2 separate regions of the Homo sapiens genome follow, and region 1 is linked to region 2. A link is a contact called in ENCODE Hi-C or POLR2A ChIA-PET data. All regions are on one chromosome and are shown on one strand. Each heading gives the region's core, a stretch centred on a gene start or an enhancer-like site at or near the end of the contact. The rest is flanking DNA. Distances are from core to core; before and after follow the strand shown.

Region 1 (6,672 bases), core at 1,845-4,344, 93 kb before region 2:
GGTTGTGGAGAAAAAGGAATGCTTTTACACTGTTGATAGGAGTTTAAATTAGTTCAACCACTGTGGAAGACAATGTGGTGATTCCTCAAAGACCTAGAGGCAGAAATACCATTTGACCCAGGAATCCATTACTAGGTATATATCCAAAGGAATATAAATCACTCTATTATAAACATACATGCACACATGTGTTTATTGCAGCACTATTCACAATAGCAAAAACATGGAGTCAGCCTAAATGCCCATCAATGATATACTGGATAAAGAAAATGGTGGTACATATACACTATGGAATTCTATGCAGCCATAAAAACAAATGAAATCATGTCTTTTGCAGGGACACGGATGGAGTTGGAAGCCATTATCCTCGGCAAACAAACACAGGAACAGAAAACCAAACACTGCATGTTCTCACTTACAAGTGGGAATTGAATGATGAGAACACATGGACACATGGAGGAAAACAACACACACTGGGGCCTGTCAGGGGTTGAGGGGTTATGAGGTAGCACCAAGAAGAATAGCTAAGGGATCCTGGGCTTAATATCTAGGTGATGGGATGATCTGTGCAGCAAACCATGACGGCACACGTTCACCTATGTAACAAGCCTGCACATCCTGCACATGTACCCCAGAACTTAAAGTAAAAGTTGAAAAAAATTTTTCTAAAATAGATGCTTTCAACAGGCAAAATAAATAAATAAATAAATAAAAGAAATGTAAGTAATTAGACTGTATAACAGAGATAAAAAGTTAAAACTTACGTACTATATGAAATAAGTCTAAACTAATACTGACAATAACTAACACAGTTTTACACTAATTTTAGTAGTGGGTTTCTAGGCAATCAAAATTTTAAAACTTAATGAGAGGCTGAACTTTCATTAATGGAAAAATGGATACATACAAGTTCCTCCATAGGTGAGCTTCCTCCTTAGAACACTAACTCTTAATTGAAAGGTATTACATGAATCCTGTATACAGGCAAAGACTAATTATCTGTTTCTCATAGTGTGAAGAAGTTGGCTGGTTTGTATAGAAGAAATAAAGTACTTAAAAATATAAAAAATAAAAAAAAAGAAAGAAAATGGGCCTCCACAGCCCTCTCCATGTCTTCCCTTTCCCTGCTGTACTCAGCCACCCCAGCCCTCCTTCTCTTTCTCAAACTTACCGACTCATATTTGCTATTGTTTTTGTCAGGAAGGTCCCTCCCCTCCTACCCTTAGCTTTCTCTTTACCTGGCTCACTCTCTCATCTTTGAGGAACCCCTGGGAGGAGGTCCCATGCTTCTCCTGACTACCTCCACTGCACCCTGTACTTCACAGCACTTAGCACCATTGGAACCAAGCACTTGGATGCCTATGTTGTATTCCTTGTGTCTCCCCTTTAGACCAGCACTGCCCGATAGAACTGTCATGTGAGCCATAAATGTAATTTTAAATGTCCTCATGGTCACATTTTTTAAAAAATGAATGGAAGCCGATGAAATTCATTTTTATCATTTACTTTATTTAACCCAATATCTAAAATGTTGCCATTTCAATGTGTCATCAATATTAAAAAACTATTAAAGGTATATTTTACATTTTTTTCACACTAAGTTTTAAAGATCCAGTGTGTATTTTACACTTTACAGCGCAATAAAATTTGGACCAACCCCATTTCAAGGCTCGGTACTGTCACGCAGCCAATGGCTTCGTAATGGACAGCCCAGCTGTGGACACTTAACTCCCTGAAGACACACAGCACATCTATCTTACTGCTGAGTCTCCAGCACCAGACTGTTTTGCTCAGAGAAAGAGCCAGATAAGTACTCGCTTTGGGGTGGTTTTTTTTTTTTTTTTCGCTTTTTTGAAGAATATTTGTACTGAGGAAGAAATGGAGGTACAGAGAGAGGAAGTGATTGGCCCAAGGTCACAGGAATAATTAATGCTAAAGCAATTCTAGCTCCCAACTGCCAACTGTGAAAAGGAACTGTATCGCCCCTGTGCCTCATGGAAACTCTTTGCAACAATCTCACAGGTCAATCTGCCATTCTTGATGCAAACAGGCTCTCAAAGTTCAGCCCAAAGCACATTTATTAAAAGCTTTACCTTGAAAGATAGGAAAAGTTTGGTTTTATGAGAAAAGTTGTCATTCTATTACCTTGTAAATCCTATCAATTGATAGGTATTATGTAATGGCATTAACAGGCTCTGTGCTGACTACTGCGGATGCTGTTTTGAAGCTCCTGTACAGCTATTATATTATCAGTGGTGATTTCCTTCAGGATTCAGGATTCTAGGCAGAGCTAAGTGAGTCAGCATTAGCCCTCCCTCCCCAGGATTGCGAGGGTGTGAGGAGCGGTGTTGGGTGTGTGGGTGCTGGTGAGGCAGCCAGAAATGTGGTCAGCATACTTCACATTCCTAGCCTTGATTTACCCCCTCTGAAAATCAGAGTGGGGTTAGTCATAAGAAAAATCTCCCTCCTTCAGAAGGTTTCATTGTAAATGAAGGCACAGCAATCACCCCCCATCAAAAAAGAATGTAGAGATGCAAAAAATATAGGCTCAGCCTAAACTTATAAGTAGAACAAAGAGAGTTGCAAAACAATATCACAATATGATCCTACTTTCATCATAAAATGCATATTTCATATATTTATATTAAAGGAAAGTAATTCAGAAGATTGCTTTTCAAAATATAAATTATATTTATCATTAGATGGTAAAATTATGCATGATTTTTAATTTTTCTGCTCTTAGTTCACTCATAGTTTTGAATTTTCTTCAGTAGGTATGTATTACTTGTACAGAAAAGTAATGACTGAATATTTAAATAAGCCTGTGCACACATACATACACTCATATATGATCCCAAACATTCCAACAGTCTTTAAGTGCTAATTATTTTGGGAAGTGCCCATGAAACCCATTATTTCTTTAGCTTTTCAGTAAATGACTTTGGCCCTTTCAAGCTCACATAGTCCCAAGGACAGAAAATCTGCTGCCCTCAGTGCTATCAACAGCATGAGGAATGTAGCCTCCTGCAATGTGTAAACAGAAACCGCCACCCACCTGCAAGCCACTGGGGGTGAGGGGGCCTTCCCCAGGATGGAGATATGGGAGTCGGAGAGCTAGCCTGAGATTTGGCACAGCTGCCAGCAGCCTTGTTAGAAATTCAACATCCTTAACTAGGAAACAGGTTTTGGGGTAGGTTGCCAAAGAAGGTGTTAAACAGGTAATTGACCTTCTTCTGTTTTGGTGATGATTAATTCAAGTAGCCATTTCCCACTTTCTTGAGATAAGAGTTCAGATCAGGATCTAAGCCTGCCAAGTAGCATTTCAAAACATTCTAAGGGTTGCCAGGTGCAGTGGCTCACGCCTGTAATCCCAGCACTTTGGGAGGCTGAGGTGGGCAGATCACCTGAGGTCGGGAGTTCAAGACCAGCCTGACCAACATGGAGAAACCTTGTCTCTACTAAAACTACAGAATTAGCCGGGCATGGTGGCACATGCCTGTAATCCCAGCTACTCGGGAGGCTGAGGCAGGAGAATTGCTTGAACCCGGGAGGCGGAGGTTGCTGTAAGCCAAGATGGCGCCATTGCACTCCAGCCTGGGTAACAAGAGAGAAACTCCGTCTCAAAAAAAGAAACAAACAAACAAACATTCTAAGGGTTTAGATTACTTTACCAAGAGGCTGCTACTGCAGGCAGAACTCTTAGACCAGTGGTTATCAACCAGGTAGACTTTGCTTTTCAAGAGACTTTCGGCAATGCCTGAAGACAATTTTGGTTGTCACAACTGGTGGGAAGTGGGTGCTACTGGCAGCTGGTGGGTAGAGTCCGGGGATGCTGCTAAGCCTCCTACAAGGCACAGGACAGCCCACTACAACAGTCAGGCCAATGTTAATAGTGCCAAGGTTGAGAAACTGTATATTCGACAATGAAAGAAATTCTTCGATGCTTTGAAAGAAGGCCTACTTTTTTTTTTGCTAAAGTGAGCCATATCACTGGTATCTGGCTGTATTCCCCCCATTGGCCAACAGGCCAAAAGGAATTCTCTGAATGTTCTTAGTATCTTGTATCAGTGTATCACCTATCAGTGAACCCTCGCCTTAGGACAGGCAGGCAAAGTGAGCTTCCTTCTGCAAGCCAGCTCCAATCTGTTGGTAGTGACTTCTAGGATTGGTTCTCTGGAAGCAGATCTTGAGATGGTGTTTGAGGTAGGAGATGTTTATTAGGGATCAATGGTTGCAAAGGGAGAAGTTTTGGCAGAGGGAGAAGACAAACACAATTCAAGTCTGACAAAACCGCGGCCACCCTGGAGAAGAGCTCTGGAGCTGGTACTGGTATTTCCCATTAGAAGGAAGAGCTGGGTCTTTATAAACCCCCTCACCTAGCAGCCACCTGGCTCAGTCACTAGGTGAATGCTGTTCCAGGAGAGGCATGACTTTCAGTCAGGGAGTGCACTGTAGCTGAGGCTAAACTTAAAGTTGCTGACATCTGGAATGGCTGCTAACCACACTCCCTACAGCTGGACATCAAGGCCTTCCTTGAAAGGGAATCTGGATTTCACACCTTCACATATATACCACAGGGTGCATCCATACTCAGCAAATAGGCATGCTACAGCCCATTAGCAATGCCTGCCATGGTCCATGTGCAGAACAGCAGCATCTGTGCTAGGTATTTGGCAACCCTACATTAGAAACAGGGGCCAATGAGTAAGACCTATAATTGCAATATCATGGTGGTACCTGAAAATCAACTGGGTCTGGAAGAAAACCAAAAAGCAGGTATGCCAATGAGAAATGGAACCTGCCTGCCATCTAGTTAACTGTCTATCTATTGGGCTGGATTGAAAATGGAAGTGTTCCTTTGGTTTCTCATGATAAATTGCTTACCCTTCCTTTGTTTATTCCATGTCACTTATTACACACCCACTATGTGAAGAATTTGGCTTTTACCCAATTCATTAAATTTGTGCCCTCAGCCCCATGGGCTTCTTCAGTCTCTGCAGCCCTAACTAGAAAAGCCTAGTATTATAATAAGTGGCCTTTAAGAGTCGACCTAACCTTCTCTGCTAAGCATCCACACCACTAGCTTTGACTTCGGAAGGTAAGTAAGAAGAGGGTTTTGCCATACTTACGTTATTTTTGTGGATTAGATTAACATGGTCCAAAACTGTTGAGAAAGAGAGAATTATTTCCTTTTCTAGTAGGCAATCATTTGAAGATGCAGTGTTTTGTGTGAGGAGCTAGACAGCTCACACAGCTAATAACAAGAATAGTACTAGTGACTTGGGTTATTATAATAAATATAATTAATGACTTTTCAAACACTATTGGTTAGATGTTATGCTAATCATTTTAAATAAATTTATTACTGTGTTCCATGTTGATTTTTTAATTAAAATAAGAAGAGGGATTTTTTTTTAAAAAAAGTTAAATTGATAGTCTTTATCCACAAGCATTACCTGCAATCAGGTAGGTTGGTGCCTTTGAAGATACTGCATAATGTTAAATAAAGAACTGTGTAAACCTAATGTTATTATTCACTACAATAAACGCAAACTAAACCTGTTTTAGGTCCAATGGGACATCTAGACTGGCCCTACAGTCAGGTGCACTAGGAACAATGTGTGCAATATATCAAGAACACAATAAAACTGCCAATTTTTCCTATTTAAAGCGATCCACAGAGAGTTTAGATGATGAGCTAACAAAATGAGATGTTGTTAATTACATTCCTTGATAATTTTGATCCAAAAGGGATCATTTTGCTTTTTCCAACTGAAAGTAAATCATTTATTATAGATGAAGGAGTATAATTTTGGAGCTGGATGAAATATCATGTAACAATACTTCATGGAAGCCATTATGCATATGTCTCGGTCCATAGCAGCTTTATTTTCAACTGGTGAAAATATGCTGGTCTGGTCCAAGGAGCCTTCTTAATGAGGAAAAACCTAATGTTTTTGAAATATCTAGGTCAGATTTCAGAGTCAACTAGATTTCCCCTTTGCTTCAATTATATAATTCTAATGATTACTTTTGCTTCACAACAAAAAAAAAGCTGCCTGGTAGATAGTGAGCTTCCTATCTTGAGGATATTTAAGCAGACCTAGGATCAACACCGAAAACATTGTAGGAGAAAGTCATCTCAGTCTATCAAACAAGGATTTGGCTAGCAATATTTCAAAGGTAATTTATTTATTAATTCTACTAGGTATTTATCCAAAGGAAAAGAAAACAATATATCAAGGGGATACCGGCACTCACATGTTTATTGCAGGACTATTCCAATAGCAAAGATATGGAATCAACCTATGTGGCCATCAACGAACAAACTGATAAAGGAAATGTAGTACATATATACAATGGAATACTATTCCACCATAAAAAAGAATAAAGTCATATCATTTGTAGCAACACACAACACAGATGGAACCAGAGGTCAATATGTTAAGTGAAATAAGCCAGACACAGAAAGACAAATTTCACATGTGCTCACTCATCTGTGGGAGCTAAAACAATTGATTTCATGGAGGTAGAAAGTAGAATGATGTATACCATAGCCTGGGAAGGGTATGTGGGTGGGAGTGGGGATAAAGAGAGGCTGGTCAATGGGTGCAGACATACAGTTAGATAGAAGTAATAAGTTCTAATGTTCAATAGCAGACTAGGGTGACT
Region 2 (6,535 bases), core at 2,440-4,939:
CTCAGCATAGTTTGTCTCTTTTTCAACATTAAATGTCTCACTTCAAACACCACCTCCTTAAGAGATCTTTCTTGATGATTTTGGAGGAGTGCCCACTCCCAGTCACTTTCTACCACGTTTTTCTACTTTTTATTTGTTTGTTTTTTTCTTTTCTTTTCTTTCTTTTTTTTTTTTTTTTGACAGAGTCTTGCTCTGTCGCCAGGCTGGAGTGCAGTGGCCTGATCTCAGCTCACTGCATCCTCTGCCTCCTGGGTTCAAGCGAGGAGGCGTGAAGCCGGGAGGTTCTCCTCCCTCGTCCTCCTGAGTAGCTGGGATACAGGCGTGTGCCACCATGCCCAGCTAATTTTTCTATTTTTAGTAGAGACGGGGTTTCACCGTGTTGGCCAGGATGGTCTCGATCTCTTGACCTCGTGATCTGCCTGCCTCGGCCTCTCAAAGTGCCGGGATTACAGGCATGAGCCACCATGCCTGGCCTGTTTTTCTTTTTATTTATTTATTTTTAATTCTTTTTTCTTTGTTGATTTTGTTTTTTTTTTTCTATTTGTCTCATAGCATACTTTGTCAGTACCTGAAACAATTTTCTATTGGTTAACATATTGGTGTCTGTGTCCTCCACTAGAATTGTAATTCCTGGGCAAGGATTTTAGTCATTTTCTTCACAACTGAATTCCATTTCCCTGAATAAATATATGAACAAGTTCCCTAAAAACCCTCAGTAAGGCTGTAATCCCAGCACTTTGGGAGGCTGAGGCAGGTGGATCACCTGAGCTCAGGAGTTCCAGACCAGCCTGAGCAACACGGTGAAACCTCGTCTCTACTAAAAATACAAAAAATTAGCTGGGCGTGGTGGCACGTGCCTGTAACCCCAGCTACTCAGGAGGCACAAGAATCGCTTGAACCCAGAAGGTAGAGGTTGCAGTGAGCGTGGTGCCACTGCACTCCAGCCTGGGTGACAGAGTAAGATGCTGTTTAAACAACAACAACAACAACAAACAAACCAAAAAAACCTCAACAACTCCCCATTGCTCTGAAGATCAAGACCAAAACCTTTAATTTGATCTATAGGACTCAAGAGATTTGGTCCTCCCTCCAGCTTATCACACACATCTACCTCTTTGCTCCAGCCACCCTAGCTTTCTTCCACATTTTCTTTTCTTTTCTTTTTTTTTTTTTTTTTTTGTGAGACAGAATCTTGCTCTGTCGCCCAGGCTGGAGTGCAGTGGCGCGATCTCGGCTCACTGCAAGCTCTGCCTCCCGTGTTCACGCCATTCTCCTGCCTCAACCTCCTGAGTAGCTGGGACTACAGGCACCCGTTACCACGCCCGGCTAATTTTTTTGTATTTTTAGTAGAGATGGGGGTTTCACCACGTTAGGCAGGATGTTCTCGATCTCCTGCTCTCGTGATCCACCCACCTCGGCCTCCCAAAGTGCTGGGATTACAGGCGTGAGCCATCGCACCTGACCGCTTTCTTCCACATTTTCAAAGACACTGGGCTTCTTCCACCTCCGGGCTTTGGCACATGCTGTTTCATCTGCCTGGGTCACACAAATTTTCACACGATTGGCTCTTTTCCCCGTTCAGCATTCAGGACCAATGACCTCATTGGACAGGCTTTCCTAACGCTCCATCTAAAGTCACTCCTCATCCTCAGTCACTCTATCCCATCATCCTCTTTTACTTTTTTCATAACATTTACTACCAGCTGAAATTAAAATGTTCATTTCCTTGTTACCTGCATCTCCCACAGCATATTAAGTTATATGAGTTCAGAGATTTTGTGTATGTTGTTCACTGCAGTATCCCTGGTGTCTAGGGTGGTGTCTAGGGTGGTGCCTGGGAACCACTAGGCATTCAAATATTTGTTAAATAACTGAATGACTCAAAGAAGCTTGGGAGGTAGCAGTTATTACTCCTGTTTTACGAACGAGAAAATGAAGGTCCAAAGAGGTTTTCGTTACCCGCCCAAGGACCCATAAGCTTGGAAGGGGTAGATCTAGAATGTAAATCCAGACACAGCTCAAAATTGATGTCTCTCTATACTCTAACTCTTTCCCCACCCCCTTCCCACTCCTTCTAGTTCTGTCATCTGCTTCAGGACTCCTTTGGGAACCTACAAGTTTTGTCACAGATGCCACAGCAGCAAGTGTTTCAGCCTATTACATACACACATACATGCAGACATGCACACACAGAGACATGTACATAGACACCCATGCACAAATAAAAAACAGCTGTCTTTCCTAGCATAAAATTCATCTCATTCATCTAGATAATTGATGAAATACAACAGAATTAAGGCAGGAGTGCCAATAATTGCATGAAAAATATTGCCCTGTTGCTAAAGAAAATATTCATGTATTCATTTATTCAAGCACCTATTATTTATTGTGCTCTGAGGATGCCAACAGATGAGGAAAAACAGACCAGGGAGGAGCATATGTCCATTTGGCCAAGGCATATTAGATATGCTCTACTTCAGCGTTTCTCAAATAAGGGACAGAGGAACATCTGCACCCACTCTCCTAGAATATGGATTCCTGGGTCTCATTCCCTGCTGAAGCGGAATTTCTATTTCACTTGAATTTTGCCATAAAACTATGGCTTGGGCACTATGAGTTGTCCCACTTTAGGGATGAGAAAACAAGCATGGGTGGGTTAAAATGAATTGGCCAAGGTCACATAGCTAAGCTAGAAATGAGAACTCATGCATAATTCCCAAATCCACTCTCTTAGCCCCTTAACATTATACACTTCATTCTAGACCATTTTAAAGCTCTTTTCCCCAGTACTGAAACATACAAGACCCTCACTACTCCAAGTGCAGTCTGGCATCATCAGCGTCACCTGCGGGTTTGTTAGGAGTGCAAATTCTTGGATCCCAGCCCAGATGTACTGTATCGAAATCTGCATCTTAAAAAGACCTCCAGGAAGTTTGTGTGCACTTGAAAGCTTGAGAAGTATGCTCCAGATTATTGATTAATGCAAACACAGAAAGCAGAGTAATTCTTGTAACTCCCAGAACCTTTCTAGAGGAGTTTTTCTTGTTAAGCATCTAGTTATTTGACTGAACAACTCAAACCGCGAGAGGGTAACAGGAATAAATCCTAGTGTCTGCTGCCACCTTGTGGTGAGAAGTTCCATCACAGGCAGAATTCGCTCTTCACCACGAAATAAATGGGGCAATGTTGGAAGGGAGGGGTGGATCAGGTCCTCAATTTAGCAATGTACTTTGAGAGACCACTGCAAAATTCCAAGATGTAATGAAAACCACCCTTGGGGTACATTTTGAGATGTCCAAACAACAACTGGCCTTGTCATATGTGTCCCACAGGACACAGAGAACATTCACCAGCTGTAACTGAGAGATCTAACAGAAGCTCAACTTGTGTTAATCAGCGTATCGTTGGTATTCCTATAGGTCCCTACCACTTCAGAGTTCAAATACGCACTTCTGAATGTGGTGGTCAATTAGTGTGTGGGTGTTTTTTGTTGTTGTTGTTGTTGTTTGATTTTTTTTTTCTATCCAAATGCCAGCATTGAGGCAATCAGATCATCATTTCTGTATTTGCCTTGTTCAAGAATCTGTGAAGTGTTCCACAAAGGTCCATGGAATTTCACACAGCTCTGTCAAATACATCACTGGTGACCTCTGTGAAGTTGTAAACAGGGCCAGTCCCACAAATAATGTCTCTAACACCTGGAAGGGAATAAGGGAAAGACTCTAAAAATTTCCTACATATTTTATTCCGAATAGCCCACACCTTGACAGTACATTCAGTCACTGGATGATTTTGTATTGAAGTCTGTAAGTTCAAGAACTAAAACAATCCAAAACGGCTACTACAGGTGAAGTTGAGAGCAATGGCCCAACCTCAGCTGTATCTACCAGAACCCTTTAAGATTGCCTACAGAAAAGTTGGACAGTGCCGAAGATTCCAGCAACTCAAGAAGAAAAATGGCTCATTCAAAAGGAAGGGGATAGAAAGGTAACAGAGATTCATTTCCTTTTCTGTCAAATGAGAGTCTTTGGGTTTGGCATAGTGGCATGTCCTTTTAAGCATTGCATTTAGGAATGAGGACTCTGGATGGATTGGCGGGGAGGGTACTGCGTTGGATCAAGAAATCTAGTGTGACAATGTAAGCTTCATTTTATGATCAGAAACATCTTAATTGTAACAGGGAAAACCTTTCCTTTCCACTCGAAATTAAGTTTCAATGTGGCATAGGAGACTAAAATAAGTTCTGATCCTATGTTGATATTTCAGCATCAGAATTTTGGACATCTCACATCCCGTGAAAATACTATTATTTTGAAAAGTCATTAGTGCATTCTTCGAAATAGGTCCACGATCAGTGCTTTCTTTCTCCTATCCCAGCAATTTGGGCTGCTGAAATATGTACTAATCACATTTCACTATGGACACATTGTTTAATGTAACGTTAAAACTGCCTTAGACTTGCTATTTTTTTGCCAATGACAAAACCATATAGACAGGTATGAAACATCCAAAATATAATATATTTTAATTTGGAAAGTCAGTGTGGTGATTTATTTTCCAATTTCTTTGGGCTTCTCTCTTACCAGGTCCATGGGCTATAGTTCAGACATGTAGAAGTGAGGTGTTTTAATGAGTCCTGGAAGCATCAAAGACCAAGCTTGTGAACTTCCATGGACAAAATAAAATACTGCAGAGATTTCCACTTTCAATGAAAAGTAGGCACTCCGGGGGAAGCAATACAACCAAATAAATTCAGTACCAACACAAAAATATTTAAAAACTTAAGAAGGGGAGGGTTCTGCTCATATCAGAAATTGCAGCAGTGTGTTCCTAGGCTCTGGAGCTAAATCACCTTTGTTAATTATGTTCTAGATAGATTGGGGATGAGAGTGGGGAGGATGGGAATGGGAAACACCTTCTAGAGATTCTGAGACCACTTAGAACTGGGCTTTTAACATGGGTGGTCTTCAAAATTCCTGAATCTCCTGAAACTGTATTTGCATTGTTCTGTGTCACAGTATGTGTATGTGTGTACATGTTTATAGTAGTAGAATCACTTAAAAATTAAATTATTATTAAAGGAGTCTCAGAGGGGTCTACGGGAGATTAATCCTACCCATAAGTTATCTCTGGGTGAATTAGGAAATGGTGCTCCCTCCTCAGGACATTTTACTGCCATCTGCCAGAAAATCATTATAATAACTATACACAAGTCTAAGGATGAAATTGAATAGCACCCCCTAGAAGTCATATATGTACATTTTGCAGAACCCTGCCCTTGGTCCCAGAAGGGAGGCTGCTAGCTTCTCCCTTATTTTGCCCTCTAGTGTGGGCTCCCTGCTTGCCTTTTAAGTTAATGGATTTTCCCCATAAGTTAATGGCTTTTCCCCACTGTTCTGATCCACATGGTAATAAAAAGTATCATTTATGGAATGCTTTTTAAGGTTCCAAACACATGAATTATTTCCTTTTATTTTCATAATTCTGAAAAGATTATGCCCATTTTCAAATGAGAAGACCAAAGCTTATAGAGGTTACATGACATGCCCAAGGTCACAGAGTTAGGAATTGTCCTGAGTTAAACCAATACCATTCAACTCCAGTGTCTAGGCTGTCACTGAACCACTTCCCATATATAATTACAGAAAAAGGCTGAATGATTTGGGTTCTGTTTAGAACAGTGTTTTCCTGGAGAGTAGTACATATGCTACTGATGGTACATGAGATATTTTAGGTAATATATGAAGAACATTGTTAATGGTTATAAATTTGTTTTAATCCATATTAGAAATATATGTTATATATTTAATACAACGTAATAGCATAATATAAAACCTGGGATTTCACCCAGAGAAATGAAAACTTATGTTCATACAAAACCTATAGATAAATGTTTATAGCAGCTTTATTCATAATAGCCCCAAACTGGAAACAACCCAAGTATCCTTCAATCAGTGAATAGTTAAACAAAGTGTGGTACATTCACATCATGGACTATTACTCAGCAATAAAAAGATATGAACAATTAATACACAAAATCTGGATGAATGCCCAAAGAATTATGCTGAGTGAAAAAAAGCATATCTCAAAAAATTACATGATGTATATTTCCATTTACATAACATTCTTGAAAGGACGAGAATTACGCAAACAGAAGACAGATTCGTAGATGCCGGTTTAAGAAAGGGGGGACCAGTGGATAGTGGATGTGGCTATAAAACATGAGGGATCCTGGTGTTACTGGAAATGTTCTGTATTCTGACTGTTTCAGTGTCAATATGCTGGTTGTGAAAATATAGTTTTGCAAGATGTCATCATTTGGGGAAACTAGGTAAAGAGCACACAGAATCTCCCTGTATTTCTTTCTTTTTTTTTTGTTTTTTTGAGACAGAGTCTCGCTCTGTCGCCCAGGCTGGATTGCAGTGGCGCGATCTCGGCTCACTGCAAGCTCTGCCTCCCGGGTTCACAACATTCTCCTGCCTCAGCCTCCCAAGTAGCTGGGACTACAGGCGCCCGCCACCACGCCTAACTAATG

What was found. A loop is a pair of places that touch in the nucleus more often than their neighbours do. ChIA-PET counts read pairs that join two places held with the same protein, here RNA polymerase II (POLR2A). Pooled maps may share reads with other maps.
Region 1: a pooled map shows a loop between it and region 2 (7-fold over the local background). The contact joins the enhancer-like site here to the promoter of C3orf49 in region 2. A Hi-C loop is called at or near these places in 1 of 50 pooled maps. POLR2A ChIA-PET finds 5 or more read pairs at or near these places in 2 of 52 experiments (H1 and OCI-LY7).

What each region holds. Positions count from the first base shown.
Region 1 is chr3:63,722,842-63,729,513 of GRCh38, forward strand. No RefSeq gene overlaps it. Among named protein-coding and RNA genes, the nearest start is that of SNTN, 74 kb to the left of the region's middle. Within about 2 kb of position 3,095, at least 3 of the 41 ENCODE cell types and tissues checked have a DNase peak (open chromatin) inside an H3K27ac peak, as active enhancers do.
Region 2 is chr3:63,815,610-63,822,144 of GRCh38, forward strand. It overlaps C3orf49 (chromosome 3 open reading frame 49), which reads left to right and starts at 3,690. Exons shown (of 7, transcript NM_001355236.2): 1 at 3,690-3,987. The coding sequence starts at 3,863. RefSeq lists a silencer at 3,037-3,156.